Linked DNA regions of Homo sapiens: region 2 is linked to region 1. The links are chromatin contacts, found by Hi-C or POLR2A ChIA-PET in ENCODE. All regions are on one chromosome and are shown on one strand. The core of a region is the stretch at or near the end of the contact, and the rest is flanking DNA. Distances in the headings are between cores, read along the strand shown.

Region 1 (7,930 bases), core at 3,542-6,041:
GAGGAGTCGAGTAATTGGCCCAGGGTTATACCATCAATAAGTATCTGAGCTAGGATTTGAACCCTGGCATCTGGTCCATAACCCACACTCATAAGCACCCAAGTCTGTAAGTACCAGCTCCAGGTCCCCCACCTCCTGGAGCAGCCCCTCCAGCTCCCCAGCCCCGACATCCTGGAAAGTAGTCTTTTATGATCACACTCAAGCATTCTAAAAACAGACTACTGTTAGTTCAAGTGACAAGCCCGGTGACCTCTATACTATATAATCTAAATTCATGTATATTATTAATAAATATTTTCTAAATGCTAAAAAAAAAACAAAAAAAAAACAAAAAAAAACAAAAAAACAGCTATGTCATGAGGAAAGTGTCAGTTTAGTTTTTGATTTTTACAGGTAAGGGCAAAGAAGTGGCCTCATGAAATGTCCTGATGCCTTCAAAATGGAGTGAGTGTGAGTAATTCAGAGGAGGCAGGGATGCCCGTGCTGACGCAATGATTCTCAAGGCACAGAGGGCGTATCTTTTAGATTGGTGCAAAAGTAATCACGTCTTTGCCATTATTATTATTATTATTTTTTACTTTTTAAATGGTTTTATTTTATGTACAAATAATGAACATATGTTATACCCATAAATTCTACTTTCCCAAAACAGGAGCTTTTTAAAACAAAACCACATAATAACTTTTAAAAGGCGCTGAGATTCCTCAGCTTCCAGATCACTGCTGAGCTAGAAAAATAAAGTTTGTTCTACCAGGAACCACAGCTTAGAACTGAGTATTCTTCACTCGCTAAGAGTCATCACCACTCCCTAATCTCAAGTACCCAGGGACACAAACACTGCGGAAGGCGGCAGGGCCCTCTGCCTAGGAAAACCAGAGACCTTTGTTCACATGTTTATCTGCTGACCTTCCCTCCACTATTGTCCTATGACCCTGCCAAATCCCCCTCTCTGAGAAACACCCAAGAATGATCAATAAATACTAAAAAAATTAAAAAAAAAAAAAAAAAAAAAAAAAGAACTGAGTATTTTTCAAAGTGGAAATTCTAGAGTGTGGTGTCACTCCAGACAAAGATTATTCTGTTCTCAACCCCAACATCCACAACTACCTATCAGAAGGGTTAAACCAGGTTTGCCATTACTTTTAATGGCAAATGGCACCAACCTTAATACATACTCTTGAATACTCTTTCATAATAATATGAAGGCTAAAAGACTGCCTTTTTTTTTTTTTTTTTTCAGATGGAGTCTCACTCTGTTACCCGGGCTGGGAGAGCAGTGGTGCAATCTCGGCTCCCTGCAACCTCTGTCCCCCAGGCTCAAGCGATTCTCCTGCCTCAGCCTCCTGAGTAGCTGGGACTACAGGCGTGTGCCACTACACCTGGATACTTTTTGTAGTTTTAGTAGAGACGGGGTTTCACTATGTTGGCAAGGCTGGTCTCGAACTCCTGACCTCAGGTGATCCGCCTGCCTCAGCCTCCCAAAATGCTGGGATTTTAAGTGTGAGCCATCATATCCGGCCAAAAGACTGCATTTTAAAACAAGTTACTATTAATGCATTGGCCTATGCAGCAAAAACATATTTGATTACCTTACAAATTGTTGAATACCTCTTTCATGAAATTTCTCAGTATTGTAACAGCCACTTGTCACATCCAAGCATATTCGAATGTGATCCCCCATAATTTGAAACTGAACTAGCATTATGGTTGTGTATATTATATTGAAAAATGAAAGGATAGAAACCCTTCTTAATGTATGAATGCTTGAATTAAAAGAAAGTAATGGAAGAACTGACAGATGGGGAAAAAAAAAAAAAGGAATGGACCATAGCCACCTGCTCTGTCATCCAGCTTGGAGGATGAGATTCATGGAAGAGTAAAGAAAAGGGGAAAATGAACACAGTCTTCCTCCTGACCAGACCTGGTACCCAAAAGTGGCCCAAACCAAATCCACTGTGTGCAGGCCCTTCTGGAAATTCCCGGCAGGCTGAGCCAGGAGCTGGAGGCTGCTATGAGGGTGGGGCTCTCCATCCTTAGCCAAGGCCTGGCTGAGGCCCCAGGCGAGGCCTCTGTGCACAGAGGTCCCTGTGGTGGGTCAGACTCAGCCTGAACTTGCAGGACGGGCCTGCACCCTGGGCACTGTGGGAGGGGAATGGCCAGTCCGTCCCCTCCCTCTCCCTTCCCCCAGCAGCTCTCAAAACTTCAGATCTGTTAGGGAAGGAGTCAGATTTAGGGGCACGAAGCTGAGGTGGGGGCAAGGGAGGGGTACTTACCGTTGAGCTCCTCCTGGGTCTGGAATCTGCAAAAAGCAAGAGCAGCAACTTCACCAAGGAGTCTGGCAGCCCCCGGCCCCACCCGCCCCAACTATTGGCAAATGGTCCTCCTGGATCACAGGTGGTGCTGAACTCAGCCCAGGGGTCAGGTCCTCAGTCTGGAGAGCCCTCGATGGGTTTCAGAGTCAGTGCCCACCCCAGCTCAAGGCAAGGAGGCTCACTTCTCCAGTGGCAGATGGAGGACAGGGGACCACCTCTATCCCCTGGCCACTCTCATTCCTTTTTTTTTTTTTTTTTTGAGATGGAGTCTCACTCTGTCACCCAGGCTAGAGTGCAGTGGCATGATCTCGGCTCAATGTAACCTCCGCCTCCTGGGTTCAAGTGATTCTCATGCCTCAGCCTCCCGAATAGCTGGGATTATAGGCTCGTGCCACCAACCCCAGCTAATTTTTTTGTATTTTCAGTAGAGACGGGGTTTCACCACGTTGGCCAGGCCGGTCTCAAACTCCTGACCTCCTGACCTGCCCGCCTTGGCCTTGCAAAGTGCTGGGATTACAGGCGTGAGCCACCACACCTGGCTGCCACTCTCATTCCTAATGACTAAACCAATGAACACACTGAACCACTCTCCCAACCCCCACCCCCGCGCACATGCAAGGATTGGTTCACGAGAAGCACAGGCCCAACCAGAGCCCAGGAGGCTTCCACTGGGTCAGAGGCTCGTCTGTGGCTGCTGCGCCCACCTTACTGTCTCCAGGGTGTGGAGAGCCCCGAATTCTCTGGAATACCAGGCAAAACCCACATGGAGGACCTCAAGGCAGGTCATGGAGACAGGATGATGGATCCTGCAGATGCCACCTGGACCCTGCCTGGGACACGCCCGAAGCCAGTCTGCTGTGGAGCCCTTCTGACTCCAGCTGGACTTCGATTTTCTCTTTCTTGTGCCTGAAAGCACCCAGGTGGCAGCCTTCGAGGAGGACAACTGCTCTCGGGCCATCTCATTTCCTTCAATCCCATCCTTTTGTAGGCTCAGGAGGTGCTGATACAATGATTCTCAACGCACAACCTCTATCTTCTCATCTCAAACCTCTACCCTCCACTCCCATTGTTCTCCCATATTAAACAGGGGCCAGGTCACGCCCAAGCACATATTGACATTTAACATTTAACCTTGGCTCACTGGCCATCTGAGAAAGGTGAGAGGGCATCCGGGCATCTAACTCATCCTGGAGCAAGTCAGTTCCCAGAGCAGACCATCCTCCAGGGATGCCCAGCTTTTAACCACTCCTGAGAACGCTACCTACGGAGATCTGGAATATGCTGTTGTCAGGCACACATCCCTGGCTAGACAAATCTGCCACCAAGATGCCCGTATGTCAGCCACGCCGCCTCCTGCACACATCTCTGACTTCAGCAGCTCTGGAGAGCCACCAGCCCTGAGTCCTCACAGATATGCTCACCAGTGCTCAGTCAACAAGTAGGATAAAGTATACGCAAGACTGACCATTTGAACACGCTGTGTGGACACTAGGTGAGTTTGGGAAACACTCTTAGGGGTAATTTTTTCTTTTTTTGAGACAGAGTCTCACTCTGTCACCCAGGCTGGAGTGCAGTGGCACGATCTTGGCTCACTGCAACCTCTGCCTCACAGGTTTAAGCAATTCTCACAAGTAGCTGGGATTACCGACATGTGCCACCACGCCCGGCTAATTTTTGTATTTTTAGTAGAAACAAGGTTTCACCATGTTGGCCAGGTTGGTCTCCAACTCCTGACCTCAGGTGATCTGCCCGCCTCGGCCTCTCGAAGTGCTGGGATTACAGGCATGAGCCACCTTGCCCGGCCAGGGGTAATTTTTTTTTTTTTTTTTTTTTTTTGAGATGGAGTCTAACTCTGTCGCCAGGGTGAAGTGCAGCAGCGCGATCTCGGCTCACTGCAACCTCCGCCTCCTGGGTTCAAGCGATTCTCCTGCCTCAGCCTCCCGAGTAGCTGGGATTACAGGCACGCACCACCATGCTCAGCTAATTTTTGTATTTTTAGTAGAGACGGGGTTTCACCATGTTGGCCAGGCTGGTCTCGATCTCTTGACCTCGTGATCCACCCGCCTCGGCCTCCCAAAGTGCTGGGATTACAGGCGTGAGCCACGGCACCCGGCCGAGGCACATTCTTTTCAATGACGTCAGTGAAACTAAATCATGGTCCCTCCAGAGTGATTTTGAGTTTTACAAGCAGCCAACTGTTCTTTGGTACCAAGTCACTGGGGGTGGCCAACAGAATAAAAAAAAAAAAGTGTGACAAAGTAACAAAACAAAATAAATAAAAATGACACAACTCGGCCTTGAAGGGGAAGTGGGTGAACGGGATCGCAGAGCTGCCCATACCCTGCAGGCTGGTTCCATTTTTCTAAAGAGCCATCTGGCAACAAAAACCTCACACTCTTTACCCAGTCATCCCTCTTGAGGGAACACACCCTCAGGAAATAACCCGAAAGAAAACAAAAAGGCCGAGCACAGCAGCGGGTTTATAATAACCCTCAAATTGAAAACCAGCCAAATGTCAAAAACAATGAGGCCGCTTAGCCACCCTGGAGCAGGGGCCTCCTTGGCGGTGAAACTCAGCACAATATTACTTCCCTTCTCCGAGCCTCTGTCCTCCCAGCTGGAAAATGGGATGAATCACATCAACTTTGGGGCTTGTTGAGAAGATTAAAAGAGATATCAAAAGTGAAGGTGCCCAGTGGTAAATCAGGTTGATTTTTTTTTTTTTTTTTTTTTTTTTGAGATGGAGTCTCGCTCTGTCACCGAGGCTGGAGTGTAGTGGCACGTTCTCAGCTCAATGCAACCTCTGCCTCTGGGGTTTAAGCGATCCTCCTGCCTCAGCCTCCCAAGTAGCTGGGACTACAGGTGCGTGTCATGACACCCGGCTAATTTTTGTATTTTCGGTAGAGACAGGGTTTCACCATGTTGGCCAGGCTGGTCTCAAACTCCTGACCTCAGGTGATCTGCCAGGCTTGGCCTCCCAAAGTGCTGGGATTACAGGCATGAGCTACTGCGCCCAGCCAAGATTTGATGTGATGAGCATGACGTTTCACCTCTGTGGTCTTCTTCCCCCAATGCATAACTCCAGTCTAATCATGGGGAAGACATCAGACAGATCCCAGGAGACAGGCGTCCCGCAAAACACCTGATCAATACTCAAAAACTGCCAAGGCCATCAGGGAAACTGGTCTTGAGAAACAAGATCTGAGAAACGGCCACAGGCCAGAGTAGCCTAAGGCGACATGATGACTGAATGTGACGTGGCTCCTGGATGGGATCCTGGAACCTTAGGCAATGCAAGGGAACCCTGAACACAGTGTGGGCTTTCGTTTGTAATCCTGTGTCAATAATGGTTCACATATTTTGACAAATGAACGATGCTGGCTTAAGATGCTAATCACAGAGGAAACTGGGTGTGGGGCATGTGGGAACTCCTGTGCTGTCTTCTCCAATTTTCTGTACATCTAAAACTATTTTTAAAAATGAGACTGGGCGTGGTGGCTCATGCCTGTAATCCCAGTATTTTGGGAGGCTGAGGTGGGCAAATCACGATGCCAGGAGTTCCAGACCAGCCTGGCCAACCTGGTGAAACCCCATCTCTACTAAAAATACAAAAATTAGCTGGGCATGGTGGCGCGCGCCTATAATCCCAGCTACTCGGGAGGCTGAGGCAGGAGAATTGCTGGAACCCGGGAAGCAGAGGTTGCAGTGAGCTGAGATTGCGCCATTGCACTCCAACCTGGGCAACAGAGCGAGACTCTGCCTCAAAAAAAAAATGAGGACTAGCTGGGCACAGTGGCTCTCGCCTATAATCCAAGCACTTTGGGAGGCCGAGGTGGGCAGATCACTTGAGCTCAGGAGTTAGAGACCAGCCTGCACAACAAAGGGAGACCTGGTCTCTACAAAAAATAGAAAAGTTAGCTGGGCGTGGTGGTGTGTATCTGTAGTCCCAGCTACTGGGGAGGCTGAGGGATCACTTGAACCCAGGAGGTCAAGGCTGCAGTGAGCCATGATTGTACCATGGCACTCCAGAGTGACACCCTGTCTCCAAAACAAAAAACAAAAAACAAAAAACTTAAAAATGAAGGCCACTTAGAATGTTTTTTTGTTTGTTTGTTTGTTTGTTTTGAGACGGAGGCTCGCTCTGTTGCTCAGCCTGGAGTGCAGTGGTGCAATCTCAGCTCACTGCAACCTCCACCTCCCAGGTTCAAGAAATTCTCCTGCCTCAGCCTCCCGAGTAGCTGGGATTACAGGTGTGTGCCACCATGCCTGGCTAATTTTTTTATTTTTAGTAGAGATGGGGTTTTGTCTTGTTGGCCAGGCTGGTCTTGAACTCTCGACCTCAGGTGATCCACCCACCTTGGCCTCCCAAAGTGCTGGGATTACAGGTGTGAGCCACTACACCTGGCCTACTTAGAATTTTTAAAAATTAAACTATTTTAAAAAGAAGGTGTCCAGGATGCTGTTGAGCACACAGCAGGTTCAGGAAAAGCCCAGGATGGTAAGTAACATGGCTCTGCACTCCGTCACACTGAATGGAAAGTCAGAGTTCAATACCGACTCTCCCAAACAAGTGTAAAATCACAGAGGTAAAAAGGCGGAATCTGGAAGGCTCTGACATTGACAAGAGCCGTGTTACAACCCATGAGGATTTTGATAAAGACCCAGAACAAATCTTGCCAAGTACAGAGGTCAGATTTCATAACTGCTCTTCCCCTAAAAATGTTGATTCTATCTGCTAGTCTTATTTGTTGGTTTCCTTGCCTTTTGGAATAACCACTGTCTTCTTGTAAGCCTGTCTGGTACCCCCAGGGACACAAGTCCAGGACCATGCTGGGCAGCAGCAGGCCCCCTTGCACAAGTGCACGGTGTCACAGGCTGCTCTGAAGCCCACGCTCACGGAGCACGTGCGTTCTCACATGCGATGTAAAGCTCTCGGTCCCTTCCATCCCTGTTATTCTCCACTTTTAGTCCCCTCCCCTCTCTGGCCTGTGATTCCCCAGTGCTGTGGGAAGCAGAACAGGCCCAAGGGGGGAATTTGGCACAGAGGTTCAGCTAGGCTTTGGCAACAGGTACCCCGAGATGCAAACCCCGGGCTCCTTGGAGAGGCAGCTGATTCCAGGGCCGGGGCAGGAGCACACAAGTTAAGCTGGGAACATCTCAGAATAAGGGACGTGCTCAAAGCACAGGATGAGGATACACCAAAGCACACAAGAGCCAGCTTAAAGGGGCTCTCCCTGACCTCATCTGGGACCATTTGAGCACCAAAATAAAAAATGATGGTAAGAGATTACAACCCATTGAACAGAACAGGGCCCCATGAATCCATACAGATATAAATATGTAAGTGAAGAAAATTAAGTTCTGGGCTGGGCGCGGTGGCAGCTCACGCCTGTCATCCCTGAACTTTGGGAGGCCGAGGCGGGAGGACCACTTGAGGCCAGGAGTTCGAGACCAGCCTGGCCAACATGGTGAAACTCTGTCTCTACTGAAAATACAAAAAATGAGCCAGGCATTGTGTGGCACACGCCTGTAATCCCAGCCACTTGGGAGGCTGAAGCAGGAGAATTGCTTGAACCCAGGAGGCGGGGGTTGCAGTAAGCCGAGATCACACTACTGCA
Region 2 (7,930 bases), core at 2,360-4,859, 470 kb before region 1:
ATATGAACTCTATCCCAGGAAGAAGGTGCAACTGAAAGTTTTGTACTTTTAAGGGGTCATGTACCCCTGTCGCCTATCCCAGACTCTGGGTTAAGAAGGCTTGGACTAGATACAATCAAAACCCATCCAAGTCCTACAGGCTCAGATGCAGGCTCAGGGCGAGAGCTCGTGTGAGAGGCAGGGAACGCCCTGGTATCCTGTGACACTGAAGCCAGGGCAAGCTCAGGGTGGAGAGTACAGATGTGTGGCTTGGTGCTTAAGGCCACCAATGGTCAGCCTGGTGAAGGCCACTGGGCCCCAGCCTTTCTTACCTCATTGGCCATCCCTACTTCAAGGAATGTGGCCTTAAATCCTCTTTTCAGCAGCCTTTCGGGGATTTTGATGAGTGAAGCGTATGATGATCTTGTCCACACTGAAACAGCCTCCTAGGGAACACGGTCTCCTGTCTGCGTCCCACCTCCCCCAACCACTTCTACCAGCCTCCAAGCCCCGCGGTCCCCATGCGGACCTCAGCGCCAGCTGAGGTTCAAGGTCCAGGTTTTCAAACTGGGTTCCGGAGCACCCTAGAGGCCCCAAGAAGGTAGGGCCACGTGGGAGATGGAGCAGGGAGGGTTCTGAGGGACCCCTCCTTCCTGCGGACCAGATCAGTGTTGTCACTTCTGTTTTGTGGCTTACAATTCCATGTTAAGATTTTGGTGTGCATTTTGAAAGAAAGTCATTGTTTTAAAGAAAGGAAAAAAATAAGGCTTGAAAATGATGCTTCAAGGAAATGACTCAGCCCGCTCCCTCTCCTCGATGGACCCTTCTTGGATTTGCTGGATGTCCCCTCTTTAATGACACCTCCACCTTTGGCTCTTTACTCCAAGGTGCTGTGGCTTCTGGACCAAATGCCCTCTAGTTCGCTTGGGCTTTTGCCCCTCAGGAGAGGGACCCACACTCCCACCCCAGATGTGTGGAACCCCTCCTGCCCTCAGCCTCGGCACCTCCTCTACCTCTGGGGTGCCCACAAGCTAGAAGCTCTGAATGCCCAAGCGGGGCTGAGACAGCCTCTCCAAGGGGGACTCAGCCCAAATCCATCTGCCAGAAAGGACACAGGAGGCTTCTCCCTGGCCCTCCCTGCCTCCAAAGCACCCATCCCTGGGAGAGTGTGCCTTGACAACCCCAGCCCCAAAGCCCAGACCTGGCCCAAAGGCAGTGTCACAGCAGCCAAAATCTTTTGGGCGGTAGAGGCCGGCTCCGGCCAGAGCACTCATGCAATTTGTGGTGCCGGCCAGGGCTGCTGGAAACCAGTGCCTAATGCTGTAGATTATGAGGGGCCTCCCAGTGACCTGCTGTGTGACCTTGGGCGAGCAACCCTCTCTGGGCTTTGGTTCCCTCATCTGAAAAATGAAGGTGTGGAAATGTAGTGAAAAAGCTCCTATCACCTCCTGGGTAATGGCAAGAGCGTTTCCAAGAGACAACCACTCCTTCCAGGTGGGGCAATGGCCCTGGGGGTGGGGGGCGGTGGATACCCCCTGCTCCAGCCCTTCTCCTTCTGCATATTAGAGCAGATGCTCAGCAGGACATCAGAGAAAAAAGGCAAAAAACCCACTGGCCTGACTCAACCTTGGTTCTGGGACTCCCCCGGGAAGCAGAGAGTTGTGCCCCTGCCACAGAAGCCCTCAGGGGGAATTGGAGACTTTGACCCTTTCTAGAAGTCTGTGGGAGGGAACCACTCCCTACAGGGAGTCTGGCCATCTCCCTTCCACCCGAGGCCTCACCTCTGTTGAGATGACCCGTGGCACAGCCCCTGTCTTCCCAGGCAGGGGCTGGTCCAACATAGGCCTTTCTGCAACCCAGGGGCTGAGGCTGGTCAGGGGTACAGCCTCCTCTCTGGTCCTGGCTGCCCAACCCCCACAACCATCCAACTTCCCCTGCACAAGGCATTAGTCATTTTGATCTCTGCGTCCAAGTAGCTCAATTGGTCAGGACCGGGCTGCGGTGAGGCCAAAGTCAGGGGTTACCATAGCAACTCACCACGCTTTGTGGCTGCTTGTTGATATCCACAGGGGCAGGGGGCATGCCCTCTCACTCACCAAGTATCTGGCAACTGGCACAGTATCTGGCCCACAGTAGATACTTAATAAATGGTTGTTGCCTAAATGAATGCATGACCGACCCATTGTAGCTAGTTAGAGCCAGTGATTACTGAGCACCTACTGTGTGCCAGGGACTGTTCTAAGCCCTGACACGTCACAAGGTCATTTACTACTCGAAGTAACCTTCCAGCGTGGGTACCGTTATCATCTTCTTCTTACCAACAGGACTCTGAGAGTCAGTAACTTAGAATCACACAGCTAGTAAATGACCCAGCAGGATTGGAACCCAGGGTGTCTGCTTGTAACCAATGAGTCTTGCCTTTTGGTTGATAGTTTCACGGAAGAGATGGCATTGATGGCCCCTAGTGGAGTCCGTAGCCAGGCAGTCTATATGGGTCAAACAACATCACCTCCAGCTTTCCCGATGGGGGCTCTGGAGGTGTTCCTCAGATTGGTTTATTGACTCATGGGACCAGAAGTCCCTGGGTAGGGCTGACTTTGGGCATGTCTCCAGGGGCTCAGTGCTGTCAGGACTCAGGAGAGTTTCTCTCTCCCCTCACTTTGAGGCAGACCTCTCTGCCACGGGGCTGCTCACACCTGCCCCCTGCTGCTCGTAACGTAACCTTTCCAGCTCCCATTCAAGTAGACAGACAGGTGTTCTTTGCCCAGAAGTCCTGGAAGGGTCCAGGAATTGGGTCTCTCTGGCAGTGACTGGGTGAGCCTGAACCAAGGAAATGGTGCTCTATTTGGCCAGCTGTGGGTCATGGCCAGACTCTGAGCCAGGGGTATACCAGCCCCAGCCAAGCCATAGGGTTTGGGAGTCGGGAGGTCGGCTTCTGCAGGGCAGATGGGGGGATACAATGAGCAGGAGCAAGGGGTCCAGTACACCTTCTTGTGGAAGGACAACACTCATCTTCCAGTCATGCCACGTGGAAACAGCCAGGAGAGCCAGGCCTGCCTGTATCAGGCAGCCCTCCAGAGCTAATCCTGCAGACCTTATCAGGTCATTTACTGATGCCTTACCACCGCGCCCCCCAACCCCCCACCCATCTCCCCAAGAAAAAAAAGATAGAATGGACTTTTCAGGGTTGAACTAAAATCTCTGCCTTCAAGGAGATTGTAGTTCAAAGAGGCAAAATGCTCAGCCACCAAAGTCCAGCAGGTTGTCAACAGACTGACTTTGGAAACTTTTCTAGACGATAGATAGAGAGATAGACTGTGATATGAGAGGAAAGGAAGCCCTTTGCTAGGTCATGGTTGCTAGTGATACTTCACAGGTGCGAGAGGCCAGCTCTCCCTCCCCTCCAGCTGCGGGCAGGGGAGCAGAACAGAGATGATATTGGGTCCTTCCAAGGTGGTTGGTGAGGGGGGTCTTCCTTTTAGTGCTCCCACAGCCCAGCAAGCAGTGGCCCCTCTCACAGGCCTGGTAGCAGGTCACCATGGGGAGCTGGGGCCAGTGTGACTGTAAAGGGCAGCGTGACCTTCATGCAGGCAGGCAGTCCTGCCAGACACACCCACATGGCGTCTGTCCACCCTTGGCTGCACGGCCCGTGTTCTTACATCTCAGATGCCAAAGAATTAAGAGTCTGACCTGGCCTCTCCGGGCCACTTCCCTATGAGCACACAGCAGAGGAGACGGGGTCCTTAAGGGATGGCAAGACACAAGGTCAGTGTGGACTGGGCACATGGTGCCCTCCGAGGGCTCACACCTCCTCAGCCAGCAGATCCATGCCTTGGCTTTGGGGATATCTCCTGAGCCTTCAAGTCAGTGGAAATGTTTGTGTGATTGTGTGTGTGTGTGTGTACGTGTACACACACACACACACAGATGTGCGGTTCTTTCTTTCACAAGGAGCCAGTAAAGCATAGAGATTCAGATTTTGAGTTCAGGAGTCAACCACACCAAAGTTCATATGCTGGCTCTTCTATTCACTTGCCGTGTGACCTTGAGCAAGTTACTGGACCTCTCTGAGCCTACATGCCTTGGTAGGGTGGACCATGGCTGAAGGCAGCTGCAAGCACAGACGGGGGCTTCCAACCAGTCTTTGTTGTTAATAAAGTGCTACCCACGTGTTAAACAATTTACATGACAATCTGATTTACTCCTCAGAGCAACCCTATGACACAGTCACTGTTCCCAGTTTAAAGATGGAAATACTAGGGCTCAGAGACGTTAAATACTTGCCCAAGGTCACACAGCCCAGGTAGCCATGGGATTCGAATCCAGGCAGTCTGGCTTCTAGGAAAGGAAACCTGGCTGTGCCTAGGACTGGGGTCTAAGCTGAGGCGTTAAGGATGAGATGGAAGCAGCAGAAGGAAAATATCCCAGGCAGAGGGAAAGAGCAGAGCTAGAAAATAGGAGATGAGAGAGTTTGTTTCCTTTGGGAAAAAGACCCTGGCCTGGCCAGAACAAAAGTGTGAGCAGGGAGTGGAGAGAGATGGCCAGGGCCATACCTCATAGAGCCTGGTGGTTGTGGGGTGAAGTCTGGACATGATTGGGAGAGCACTAGGGAGCCACTGAAGGCTTTCTACAGGATGCACGACCAGCCCACATTACTGGAAGGTGACGGAAGCCTGATTTTCCACAGAATTCTCTGATGTTGGAGGGATGTGATGCTCTCTGAGGACCACGGAAAATCACTTTCTGTGGGGCTGGTGCTTGGGAAAATTCCCGCCTCAACTGGCCCTATGGGCCAAGGGCCTGGCTTTTCTCCCAGCATCCTGGTCTTTGCAGGGTGTGCTGGCCTGGCCATTTCCCATTGAATGTCCCGCTTCCTCTGAATCCCCTGGCCCTCTGGGCCCAGAGCCACAGCCTGATAGCATGAGACCAGTCAGCCGGAAGGGTTAACTCCAAGGCAGTTGACCTTCGTCCTAGCAGAGATTAAACCGATTCCTAATTAATAGCCTGTAGGATAGCTACCTTGGCACAGCTTGCAAGTAATTTAAGGCTTGTCCTTAGAGGCTGGTCCATAAATTACGTTTAATTAGCTGAAGGTCTCCCTGGGACACATCAGCCTGGTGTGTGATTGAGCCTACCAGCTCAGTGACCTCTGAATTTCATGTTGGAGTATGAGGGAGATGCTGAGATACTCCAGTAAAATGTTTATTTCCTTTTCCAAAACAAGAGCTGAATTCTTTCTTCTGCTAGCAGCTCTGAGGGGTACCGCCAACCGGTTTGGGGGTCTCTGCTCAGCTAGTTCCTGGCTTTGCTCTTGACTAATTACTTATACTTCCAGGGTCTCAGTGCCTTGTCTCTAAAAAGAAGCCGAGTTCAAGTCTACAGACCCTTATCTGAAACCCTTAAGGCTAGCTGTGTCTCATAGGTCTGATGTTTTGGACTTTAGAAATGCAATCCAGCAGATAGGCCATATACCTAGTGATGCCCACAGCAAGGTCTAGGGCAGCCACCCGTAATCACAGTGATAGTTACCACAGTGGGATAAAGAGACCAGAACTAGCCTCATGATGGTTCCAATTAGGGCTTGCTCTAAACGCGTGTGTCAAAAATAAATGTAGGATTTTAGAGCTTTTTGGATTCTAGAACGGAGGATAAGGGGCCGTAAACCTCACTGTTGAACTCAGAGAAGCTCCTAAATAAATGCTAATTATGATGAGTACTGTTGTTATTTTTTTTTGTTTTATTTTACTTGCCGAGACAGAGTCTCACTCCATCACTCAGGCTGGAGTGCATTGGTGCGATCTCAGGTTATTGCAGCCTCAACCTCCCAGGCTCACGTGATCCTCCCCAGTGGCCGGGACTACAGGCGCGCACCACCATGCCTGGCTAACTTTTGTATTTTTAGTGGAGACAGGCTTTCACCATGTTGCCCAGGTTACCTGTTGTTATTATTCCTCTTTCCCCTACAGCTCATACGCTGCCATGTCCACTGCCCCTGCACATGTAGAGACTGGATGTGCGGGCAACTTTTAGTTTGGCAGGTGTCACCTGTCTGCTGGGGATGTGTGATACGTTCTTCCTGGAGTGGCTCTGCCGGAGCTGTGTTTGTGTTTCCTGCTGCCTGGGGGAGCGTGGAAGGCTTGTGACTTGGCACGAGGTCCCACTGGGTGTTCCTGTTGGGCACCCTCTGTGCGATGGCTGGGGCTGGCTTCCTGGGTGTGACCCAGGGATTCTCACTGGCCCTGCTCTCAGAAGCGCCCTACACTTGGTTTGAGGCTCGGCTGTCACCATCTTGCAATTCTTTACAATTTTTGAACCAGGGACCCTGCGAATGATGTGGCTGGTCCTAACGACAGCCATAGCACACAGGTTGTCAACTTCATTCCTCCCAAGTTCCCCTCAAAGGGAAGTTACTAATGTTTCACAGAAGAGGCAAAACTATTTCATTCATTCATTCACACAGTCACTGGGCACCCAATTACCAAGCCAGGCCTGGAAATTCCTTGGACAGCCTACATTCTAGAGAGTGTGTGTGTTTGAGAATGGGAGAAATAGACAAAAACCAAGCAAACAAATAACCACCATCACTTCAGATAGTGACCAAGTGCTGCAAAGACAAGAAAGCAGAGGGATGTGAGGCAGAAGGATGTTAAAGATTAAATTCAGTGAAGGAGAAGCTGGAATCAGGGCTGGAGTTCAGCTGTGCCTTGTTGCACTCCATGAGTACTCGCTAAAGATCTGGGGTCATTTCAGGCCGGGCGCCATGGCTCACGCCTGTAATCCCAACACTTTGGAAGGCTGAGGTGGGTGGACCAGTTGAGGTCAGGAGTTCGAGACCAGCCTGGCCAAGATGGTGAAACCCTGTCTCTACTAAAAATACAAAAATTAGCCAGGTGCGGTGGTGGGCGCCTGTAATCCCAGGCACTCGAGAGGCTGAGGCAGGAGAATCGCTTGAACCCGGGAGGCGGAGGTTGCAGTGAGCCGAGATCGCGCCACTGCACTCCAGCCTGGGTGACAGAGTGAGACTCCGTCTAGGGCGGGGGGAGATCTGGGGTCATTTCTAGGTTCCCCACCCCCCACAAGGCAGGGTGATCATTAGTTAATGAGGTCCAAGTAGGGGAGTCAATGGGGGTCTCCTTGAGCCAGGGGGGACTATTCATCCCCAAAGACCTCGTCACCCCGGCTTCTCACAATAAACCCAGAGGCTCAGTTTGGGGGGGCAGTGGGTGAGGAGAAGGGCAGCCTTGGTTTCTCTGAGGGTCTCCAAGTTCTCCCCGTGCCAGGCCCCCTGCACCTGAGGCTTCTGACCGGCCCTGCGGTTTGGTGAGCATTTTCTTGCACTTTTGACCTTCCCCACACCAGCACAGGGAGGCCAGTTTCAGTTTTCCCCACTTCCCCAGATGGAGATGGTGAAGCTCAGAGATGCCAAGTGACTCATCCAAAAGTCACACAGCAAATCAACTCCAGAGCAGATTCCTTGAGGCCCCAACCAGGCTGCTTTTCATTCCAAAGGGCAGTGCAGGCTCTCAGCTCTGAGCGCTGGCTGCCAAGTTAGTGCGGTCCAGGGCTGCTCTGGGAGCTCCGCGGGATAAACAGGCCCCCTGCTTCGGAAGGGAGGGGCGGTGCGCGGCCAACGGGACACTTTTATACCTCTTTATACCTGGAAGCCATCCCTGCAACCCCCCAACCAGGCTTTGCAAGGGAGAAGTAATGAGCTTCCCAGAAAGCCCAGAGCAAAGGCAGGCACCTCCCCAATCTCTTCCCACGAAAACCCGAAGCTGACCCCGGAGGCCCAGCCCTCGGGTTTAGAGGCTTCTCGGGGAAGCGGAGACAGAGACCCTAGAGGAGAGGCTGCCCCCGGAGGGGTGGGAGCTGCCAGCCCCCAGGGGTGCTCGAGGGGAGCGAGGCCGCTCCAGGGAGGTGGGTGCCCGCCAGAGGGGCGGCGAGGGCTGCC

What was found. Hi-C counts contacts between places; a loop is a spot of excess contacts on that map. ChIA-PET counts read pairs that join two places held with the same protein, here RNA polymerase II (POLR2A). Pooled maps may share reads with other maps.
Region 2: a loop to region 1 is called in a pooled map, with 4 times the contacts of the local background. The contact joins two enhancer-like sites. A Hi-C loop is called at or near these places in 1 of 50 pooled maps. POLR2A ChIA-PET finds 5 or more read pairs at or near these places in 2 of 52 experiments (MCF 10A and OCI-LY7).

The regions. Positions count from the first base shown.
Region 1 is chr1:12,129,957-12,137,886 of GRCh38, reverse strand. It overlaps TNFRSF8 (TNF receptor superfamily member 8), which reads right to left. Exons shown (of 15, transcript NM_001243.5): 13 at 2,274-2,299. Among named protein-coding and RNA genes, the nearest start is that of MIR7846, 33 kb to the left of the region's middle. Within about 2 kb of position 4,791, at least 15 of the 41 ENCODE cell types and tissues checked have a DNase peak (open chromatin) inside an H3K27ac peak, as active enhancers do.
Region 2 is chr1:12,596,175-12,604,104 of GRCh38, reverse strand. All of the region lies in intron 1 of DHRS3 (dehydrogenase/reductase 3), which reads left to right. Among named protein-coding and RNA genes, the nearest start is that of DHRS3, 18 kb to the left of the region's middle. RefSeq lists a silencer at 882-1,067. Within about 2 kb of position 3,609, at least 16 of the 41 ENCODE cell types and tissues checked have a DNase peak (open chromatin) inside an H3K27ac peak, as active enhancers do.